Regions from separate parts of the Homo sapiens genome. Here region 1 is linked to region 2. A link is a loop called in an ENCODE intact Hi-C map of the cell type or tissue named here. Cell type or tissue: chondrocyte. All regions are shown on one strand.

What was found. Hi-C counts contacts between places; a loop is a spot of excess contacts. Peaks named below come from ENCODE experiments on the same cell type or tissue, not always from the same donor. Only the 100,000 strongest peaks of a DNase experiment are listed, where the experiment ranks them.
Region 1: a loop joins it to region 2, with 4 times the contacts of the local background. A loop is called at or near these places in 3 of 110 quality-filtered maps.

The regions. Positions count from the first base shown.
Region 1 is chr2:100,011,791-100,016,790 of GRCh38, forward strand. All of the region lies in intron 4 of AFF3 (ALF transcription elongation factor 3), which reads right to left. Among named protein-coding and RNA genes, the nearest start is that of AFF3, 130 kb to the right of the region's middle. In chondrocyte, a CTCF peak has its summit at 2,158; a DNase peak (open chromatin) is centred at 2,246.
Region 2 is chr2:100,102,494-100,107,493 of GRCh38, forward strand. It overlaps AFF3 (ALF transcription elongation factor 3), which reads right to left. Exons shown (of 25, transcript NM_001386135.1): 3 at 3,011-3,090; 4 at 1,909-2,025. The coding sequence starts at 1,961. Among named protein-coding and RNA genes, the nearest start is that of AFF3, 38 kb to the right of the region's middle. In chondrocyte, no CTCF peak of the experiment used is centred here; a DNase peak (open chromatin) is centred at 2,907.

The DNA of each region.
Region 1 (5,000 bases), 91 kb before region 2:
GTGGCTTAAATGTTTAAGACAAAGGCAATAGGATAAAAACCAAAATTAATTAGGCAGATATCAGACCCAATACATTTCCAGGGTCTGGGAGTTATGAGTCATGTCCTACTCTGAAAATGTTGGAGGTGAGAGAAAAGATGCTCCTCTTTAACTAAACCTGCCTCATCCCCCAACCCCTTTAAGCTGAAGGATACCCCAAAGCACTCCAAGATGCTTTATAAAGCATCCAGATTGCTAGATAAAATCCACTAATGAAGTTCTACCCGCATAACCAGCCTACAGCTCCTACTACCAAGAAGGAGTGAACACCCTCAGGACCACTTACTCATAATCTTCTAATAGAAATCCACTAGTCGTCTTTTCAGGGGCCTGCCATCATGCTCGTGCCATGCTTCCACACCATAAGATGAACCCAGAATGACTCAAAATGGCAACGTCCCCACTTCTTCAAAGGAGAGGAAAGGAAACTCAAAAAGAAAGGCAATGCCTTCCCTTTGGTTTCTCTCCTCCTTCCTTGGTGGGTAGCTCTGTAGCCTCCACTGAGCTGCTTCTTAAAACTAACCTACCCATTCCTTCTCTTTAACTAGAAGCACAAGCCCCCCACCACATATCATTTCATGGCTAGGGAGCTAAAATGTCACTTGCTTAAAGCAGATGTCACTGTAAGAGAAAGGCTGGGCTTCCCACCCCCTGTATCTCCCTAAGTGTCTGAACTCTCACCTTTCTACCAATACTAAATGTTTTGACTCATAAAGACAGTAGCTTCTCGACAGTGAGCCCCCATCCCACTAATTACAAGTGAAAATTGTGCCGGTGCTCACCAGCCTGCAGAGTGCCTTTCTCTTCATCTCTTGCCATGAAAGCTTAGCCCTCTTCGTCCCCCTGCCATTTGAGCAATGTGAAGATCATGCTTTAAAAGCAAAGAAAGCTTTCGCCTGACAAGCTGAAAGTCAGGTCAGCTTCCCCTGGGATGGCTGACTTAGGTCTAAGAGAATTCCAATTCCCGGCATGCCAACATATACATTAAACTCAAAATGTGTTGCACGTTATGAGTTATGTTTCTTTGTTACTAGCAGATGGTAAAAATTTCTATCATCTGCAAAGTTGCTCCTATTTCCATAAAAATTACAAAAATCACATTCCTCAAATGTATGTCACCAAATGTATTTATTTATTTTGCATGAAAGTGGAGGTAGCCAACTGCTTCAATATTATTTATCATTTGTTGCAGATGCATAACATTCCCAGAAAATAAACCTTTTTAATCAACTCCTTTTAAAGGGCCTATTTATTTTTAGAATTAAAAAAAATAGCAAATAAAAAATGTAGTGAAAACATTTTTGATCATTTCTCACTTATTTGTTTTTAATCTATAAATTGCGGTATCTTGTAGAGCTCCAGCCAAGGCCAATTATGGTGGTTAAGTAGAAATAGACGTCTAAACATGAAACTGTCATCATTTCCAAAATTCATCTATTCTTGATCATACGGTAACAGCATGAAACTAAATAAAAGTAACATCTATGAGCCCGATGGCTTTTCTCTTCCATTGAGCTCAAAACATTTCACCTATATGTCCCTTAATTATCCTCACAATGCCCCTTGGAGAAAGACACTGATGGTGAATATTATGACTAGGTTAACTCTTTTAAAGATCAAGAAACTTAGGATAAGAGTTTGATCATCAAAACAATGTCATAAAGACACACTGTGTAAAAGGAACAGCAATGTCCAAAGTACCTTACTCAGCTCTGCCCAGAGAACAGGAGCTATCCTGGAGCCAAGAAGTGGTGGCACCTCTTAAACCCTGATGTCTGACAAGCCCAGTAGTGAGAAGTAGTTAACATGAGCCCCAGAGGCAAAACAGGAATAAATGAAATAAGGCAAGCTATTTCCCAGTCAGACAGAGAGAACCATAAGGAGAATTCTGGAATAAAGTCTCAGCTGTTATAATTTTTTACAGCCCCCAACTGACAAAGGATAGAAATCAGTCTCTTTCCACAGCTCACACACAAAGCAGACCTATGTAACCTAGAATTGTGGAATGGAAGATAGAGAAGTGAATAAAAAAATAAAAAATGATAAGATTCTAAAGTTGCCCAGCGAGGGCTACTGATGTCACTATTTTTATCAAGTGCTACCCATTCATTAGCCTGCTCCAATCTCTCCCTAGGCTGCCCTACTGGTGAGAAAGGTGCTGGAGCCAGGACAGCCTGCCCTCTGGCTGAGTCACAGGTTGATTCAGCAGACCCAGCCAGCCAGGGGGGGATGACCTCCTTCCCACTGCACTCATCCACATGCAGCCTGATGAAATCTGATGAAATGCAGTTTGCTTGGAGCACTCGCTCCAAGCAAACTGCATTTCCCATGGAGGAGACTTTTAGGCAAGGGTATATGAAGCCAATTGTATCCCTTGACTAGAATCATCAAAATGTTTTATTCTTATTTTTAAAAAACTATCCAAACTACTGATATGTCTCCAGGGTTGTGGGGAGTCTAAGAAATAAGCAAATTCAAGGAGAAGAGAATGAACCACCTCTCACCTATCTTTTGGAAAAAGTTATCATGTTTTGCATGTTTTTAAAATACAGTCCTTTTCAAATAACAAAAACACAATTCACTTTCGTCCAAAAGCATTTTCTGAATACCACTGTGTCAGATACTAGGGAGACAGGGTCGTGATTGAGCCATCCTGCTGATGAGAAGACAACAGTCTGGGGCAAGGAGAATGGGGAAAAGGAAGAAGGGCACCAATTCACAATCAAACAATGTGAGCAGCCTGTGGTCAGGGCACTGGCAGGGGTAGCACAAGGAATCAGCATTGTTTCCTGCAGGAGACCAGCTTTGAGCTTGAGAAAACGGCAGGTTAAGGAGATGGAAAAGAAGAAGGGCTTAGAGGTACAAAATACATGGATTACTAGTAAGTGGCCTTTGGGAGTATATTCAGAGGCGGTTATGTTACTCTCTCCATACCTCCATACCACCTTGCTTCCTTTTTTTTTTTTTTTTTTTAGACGGAGTCTCACTCTGTTGCCCAGGCTGGAGTGCAGCAGGGTGATCTCAGCTCACTGCAACCTCCGCCTCCCAGGTTCAAGTGATTCTTTTGCCTCAGCCTCCCGAGTAGCTGGGACTACAGGCATGTGCCACCACACCCAGCCAGCTAATTTTTTTTTTTTTTTTTTTTTTTGTATATTTAGTAGAGACAGGGTTTCAGGACGTTAGCCAGGATGGTCTCGATCTCCTGACCTCATGATCCGCCTGCCTTGGCCCCCCAAAGTGCTGGAATTACAGGCGTGAGCCACTGTGCCTGGCCCACCTTACTTCTTTAACAAGGTGGAATTCCTCATTTAAAGTTTCATTTATGTGGTTTACCCACTGCTAACCTATCATTGCTACCTCACTCTAAACAGGTTCGTCTGATCCCTTCCTAAGAGCAGATTTGGTTTGGAGCAAATGCATGAAGAGTGGATGCAGAGGACACAGAGAAACACTCTCCCCCTTTTTACAGTTTATATCAGGCTGCCTCTAAGCAGCCTGGCCACAGAGAAGACAATCTTTTCAGATACTTTGAGACCTGACAACATGCTAACATGCTCCCTGGGCATGGACCTGGAGCCATGAGGGTGAGGAGGAAGAAGAAAAGGCATAAGGAGGAGAGAAGAACGTTCCCCAGAAACTCCCCTGCTCTCCAGAGCAGCAGCGTAAGCACTGTGTATAATTAAGGAAATTTAATCAAACACTCCAAATTTATAACAATTGTTTTAAATTTAATGAGTCAAACTAATTAACATCTCTTGTTATTTATAAAGCAAATGATAAAAATTAAAAATTGTTTTTTAAATTAGAGTAAAGCAAGGTTGCTGAAGTGTACTTGCAAATTCCCTTCTTAATCTATAGACATAGCTGGTGGACTGAAAGGCAGAAAGACAGTGAGCATGGGACAGAGGCAACTCAGACAGAGAAGGTGAGGCTGAAGGTAGAACGTGGTAAAAAGGCAAGAATCTCCCAACTGGAGTCTTTTGAAGCTCTGAGTTGTTGTGGTTGTGATGCTATAGGTGCGATGGTGGTGATAGTGGTGGTGGTGGTGATAGTGGCAGCAGAAGTACTGGCAGTAGTGTTGGTGGTAGTGATGGTGATGATGGTTATGATGGTGGTGGTGGTGGTGATGGTGATGATGATGGTGGTTATGGTAGCAATGGTGACAGTAGTGGCAGTGAAGGTGTTGTGGTAGTGGTGGTGGTGGTGGTGATGGTGATGATTGTGATAATGGTGGTGATGACAGTGATGGTGATGGTGGTGGTAGTGGTAGTGATGGTGGTGGTGGTAGCAATGGTGATGGTGGTGGTGATGGTGGTGGTGGTAGAGGTGCTGGTGGTGGTGGTAGTTGTGGCGATGCTGATAATGATTGTGGTTGTGATAATGGCAATGGTAGTGGCGGTGATGGTGGTGGGGGTGATGGCAGTGGTAGTGGTGGCGGTGGCAGTGGTAGTGGGGGTGATGATGGTGGTGGCAGCGATGGTGACAGTGGTAGTGAACATGTTAGTGGTAGTGATAGTGATGGTGATGGTGGTAGTGATGGTGATGGTGGTGGTTGTGATAATGGTGATGGCAGCGATGGTCATGGTGGTAGTGGTGGCAGTGGTGGTGATGTGGTGGTGGAGATGGTGATGGTGGTGGTAATGGTGTTGGTGATGAAAGTGGTGATGGTACTGGTGGTGATAGTGGTGGTGGCGGTAGTGGTGGTGATGGTGGTAGCGATGGTGATAGTATTGGTGGTGAACATGTTAGTGACAGTAGTGATGGTGGTGGTGGTAGTGGTGGTAATGGTGATGGTGGTGGTGGTGATGGTGGTGGTAATGGTGTTGGTGATGAAAGTGGTGATGGTACTGGCAGTGATGGTGGTGGTGGCGGTAGTGGCGGTGATGGTGGTAGCGATGGTGATAGTATTGGTGGTGAACATGTTAGTGACAGTAGTAGTGATGGTGGTGGTGGTAGTGGTG
Region 2 (5,000 bases):
AAAGTAATAAATGTACTGCTAATGTAAATTTCAAGTCAATTCAACAGATATTTATTCTGTGACACTGCTCCAGGGTAATTCAGCTGGGAACTAAGGATGCAAAAGGAAACAGAGCTCAGGTTCTGTGCAGGAAGACCCCACAAATTACGCTGATAATCTCAAAATATTACTTATGAAAGTCATAAGGGGGTTCGCTTTGAGTCAGCAAGCAGACAAGCAGCATAAAAATATACCGAAACAGTAAGTTCTTCCCTTTGACTGAAAAACTGCCTTTTAAAAGCAAACAGCATTTTAAAAGTACAGTTGCTATCTGGAAAGCTATTGAATTTGCGCCAGAAACCAACATTTCTAAATGTAAACCTATAAAATAATAGGTATCTGTAAATGAAAGGCTGAAATAACCCCAGGAGCAGCAACACAGTAATTAGCAACTTTTACACAGTCATAACATGTTTCATATTCTTTCTGCCCTGGCTCTTTGAAGTTTCCAGTGCAATACGTAAAAGTTTTATTACATTAGGGCCCGTCCTTGTGTGTTTTACAGGCACCAACATTATGCAGAGCAAGCTGTACTTACTCATCATAGGATCTTTTATAAGAAACCGTTTGATAATGTGCTAGCTTTGTGTCCAGTTTATTTTGTTACACCTGTCTTTAGGAAAATAAAAGTCACTGGAAACCTAAATCACAGAAAATACACACAGATCCACATATCATCTATATGTTATAAATCATAAAGCAGTTTAGCTTTAAAATTGTACATTGCATATTCATGTGCACACCACTTGCAGTTTTAGACACATGTGAACTCTTTACTGAATTAAAGCAAAAGGAAAAAAAAAAAAGCTCAGCTCTACAATAAGCGATTACCAGAGGCAGAACAGAGTGCAGTTAATATGCTTGTTCCAGCAGATGTTCATCCCCGTAAATATTAAACATAACACAAGTTCCTCCAGGAATATGCAGGCAGTAATTTTACCACCTGAATAGTGCTGGTTGGAAACATTTAAGAGATAGTGGGGGGTTGGGGGGAGCAGAGAAAGAAGGGGGAATAAGACAGATACTAAAGCAGCCAATGGGATTTTTAAGACACCCGCAACTGGAATTAAACTGCTTCCAGCGGCGATTTACCTACAGCAGCTCCCCAGTGTGAGATCCCCCGAGAAACGGAACCTGGAGTGCCCCCCGGGCTGCGAGCTGTGAGCGTGGCATAAAGGGATACCCGGGGCGCCCGGGTGGGGTGGGGAGGAGGAGTGCAACTGTGACGAGGTGTGAAGAAAGGGCCCAGAGGAACTGTGAACCCCGAGGAAAGGAGTCTCCCTGGGCTAAGGCCTCTGGAATACCGGCACGGAGAAACACTCGTTTCCTGCCCTGGATGTTCACTTTTCCATCTCGGTGGAAGTGGGTGGGAGAGACAGAAAGGATGCAGCCGAGACCGGGCGCAGGCGGGGAGGCTGGAGCATCCTCTAAGGGCACTTCGCAGCAGCACCAACTCCAGGGGGTCGGTGGTGCCAGCCGGAGGAGGGAGGGGGCGCAGTCGGAGGGAAAGGAAGTGAGAGGAGCAGGGGGCCGACGGGTGGATCCCCAGGCATTAGTGACACAGTCTTCAAATCGCTTCTTTTCCTCCCCACGGCTGCGCTCTGCCCCTGGCTACCTAGATCACCAGTCCCTGGGCTGGGGCGGGCCGCCGCGAGGGAGGGGAACAGGAGAGGGGGAAACAGACGGGCAGGCGGCCACGCATCCCACCCGGGGAGGCAGAAAAGGGCTGGCGAGGCAGGCGCCCCCGACCCACCCCACCCCCACGGCGGCCGGCCGCCCGGAGCCCCCGGCCCAGGTGAGGACGCGCGGGCCGCCGCGGCCGCCCCTCGCCGCTCCCGCCCGCCCGAAGCGGCCGGCACGGGGACTTACCACAGTGACTCGAGGTCCCATTCCTGGAGCAGGGCTAAGTCGAAGCTGTCCATGGTGGGAGGTGTCAGCGTCGCCGCCGCCGCTACCGCCGCCGCCGAGGCTCGGGCCGCCCGCGCGCTGCAACGAAAGGCGCCGCTCAAGGTGCATCCCAGCCGCGCCAGAGCGGCCGCCGCCCGCCCACCGCCCACCCCCAGGTCGGGGCTCCCGACGCCCCCCGCCCCCGACTCCGGGCCGGCCGGGCTGGCTGCAGCGGCCGGCGCACTCACCCGCTCCCCGGCTTGCGCGCAGGCACACTCAAGAGAGAGCAGCGAGCTCGCCGCGCCGCCGCCGCCCCCCGCCCCCGGCCCTGCGCCCGCCCCTCCTCCCCTCCCTCGCGGCGGCCCGGCCCGCTGCTGCAGCCGCCGCCGCCGCCGCCGCCGCCGCGGTGCTCTGCGCCCGCCCGCCCGCCTCTTTCTCCTCCGGGAGGCGCGTGTGCGCGGGCGAGGCCGAGGCGCGCGCGCACCGTGAGCCCCGCGCCGCGCCCGCCCCGCGCGCCCCTGTACTCCCCGCGCCGCTCCTCGGGGTCCCGCGGCGCTCGCAGGCCGCGCCGCCCTGCCGCCCCTCTCTCGTGGCTTTTACGGCCCGCCCGCCCCTCAGCAGCCCTGGGGTGCCCGGGGCGGCCCTGCAAGCGGGAGAGAGCGGCGAGGCGGCGGCGCCGAGTGCGGGGGGATGCGGAGCCGTGCCCGGCCCTGTCGCATCCCTCGGCCGCCCGCCCGCGCCCGGCCCCGCCCGGCCTTGCCCGGGCTGCACGCACTTCTCCCGCGGCCCAGAATCCACTTGACCCTGCTGGGCGCTCCCGCGGGCGGCGGACCCGGGTGGGTGCGGGGGAATTCCCCGGCCGCCCAGGCGCGGGGAGAGTGAGCTGTGCCGCCCGCAGCAGCGCCCCAAACAAACCGTTTAAGGTCTCTGGAGCCCGCAAGTTCAGCGAAATAAAGCGGCGGCGCGGAGGAAACCTCTTCCACCCGGACCTGCTCTCCGTTGCGGTTTGGCCTCCAGTGGTGGTCCCACCCACCCTCTAGCTGGCCAGCCCTGGAAACCAACCTCCTTTCTTTTTATTTCTCACCGGGAAGGGGGACAAACTGGCCTCTGGGTGTCGACTTCAAACTTGCCGCCCGTCTCCGGTCTGGAAAGGCAGGTGATCAGCTAGAAGGGTGATAAGAGTATCATCGTGGCTCCTAAAGAGTAATAATAATCTCCCTCATTGTAAAGACAGCTCTTCCCCCTGGCTTACTTTTTTAGACATGCTGAGAAGCGCATGTCTCCATCAGGGCCCTACCTCTGCTTCTCCACAGTTGGCCTAGAACCGGAAGCCCCTCCAAGGCCCCCTGACTCTCCTGACCTCTTGGCCACAGCTCCGGATTCTCACCAGGGATTCCCCAGAATTCCTAGAGAGCAGCTCAGAGCCCTGCAGTTGTGCCTCACCACGCGAACCAAACCTCGCACTCCCCGCCAAAAGGGAGTCCCTTCCAGCACTCTCCCCTTTGTTCCTTTTTCTGGGCAAGAACCGCTGACTGGGGCTGCCAGAAATGTAAACCCTGGGTGCAAGTGACGGGATCCCTCCAGCGTCAAGCCGAAGAGTCATCCTCTCACCTCACCCACCTCCGAATGAGGATTAACAAACTCAATTCAGGACACAGGTAGAAGACCAAAAGGCCAATGAGACTTCTTTCCTATTTGAGATCGGATTTGAGAATGCTCAGCCTGGCTCCCTTCTTCCCCCAGCTCTGAATCAATCCTTTCTTCATTAGCATCCATAACTAATGTGCAAAATGTAAAACGCTAAATTAAGACAGAGTTGGCATCAACATAGTCTGAGAAAATGAAATTGTTATTTTACAAGCTGATAACTCTCAGCCCTCAAAAACCCCTCTCATTAGCTGAAGGTAGCAAGTAGCAAGAAGATTAGGTAAAAACATAGAGAATATGAATATAGGAAAAAGTACAGGTGTGAAGGGCTGGCTGCCCAAATCCCAATGCACAGTGTATTTGGAAAAAGAAAAAAAAGAAAAAGAAAATCTGTCTTTCTAATATCCCCTTAGCATACGCCTTGTTGGAAATGTTTGCTTTGGCGAAAGTGAGATCGAGACATTGAGACAGCATTCCCAGGAACAAAGGCTGGGGGTGGAGGGTGGAGGAGGGAGCAGGAACAGCCCCTGTCTGGAAGAACTGCAAGTTCTGAGGCCTGAACAAGAAATGTGTCCTGTTCCCGTGCTCCTGGCTGCAGCTGGGAAGCTTCTTCAGAAAGGAGACCTCCCGGCCCTCACCGGGATCTGGCTTTCCTTCCCTTCCCACCACATCTGTTTATACAAAGGAGGGCCGCTGAAGGACAAACATAACCGTGTTTACTGCGAGTCCCATGCTGGGCCTGGAGCTCAGATACAGATTTGCCCTCACCATGGAGGCTGAAGATAAATAGATGATCCCAGAAAAGGAAAGAGGGAAGGCCCTGGGATGGTATAGAGCTGGTTGAGGGGTTTACTCATGAAAGGCCTCTCCCAAAAAGCCATGTAGTAACGGGCAGATTTACGTTTGAATTTAAACTCTGGTGCCTTGTGTTAATATATGAGAGTGTGTGCACCTAAAGCAATTGCAAGGCGGGTATTTAAAAATGTTTCTTTAGGAATAGCCATGATTTTCTGTTTGGGGCCTCTAACATGGGGATAGTTGGATTGATTATTTCCAGTGTTATGTTTTCATGTAATAGTGTCTTGGAGAATGAGGACTTTTGAGGAAACCCAAATAGTAGTTGCAGATCCTGTTTTTTACTAAGCTGTCATGGAGATAAATCCAAAATAGTTTTTACAAGTAAAATGTAGAACAGTTAGTGAGAGCCTTTATGGGAGATCTTTATTATTTATCTGGTTTATGAAGATGTTCCTATTATCCTCCAGCCTCTGGGTATGCAAACCAAAACAAGCACTTAATCTAGTTGTCAAAATTTTAACTCCTTAATACAAAGCAAAAAAAGGGTTTGGACTTTTGGGGATTAGAATGTCAGAACTAAAAGGGAACTTTTTTATGTAAAAGAGAAAGAGACTCTCTAAAAATAAAAA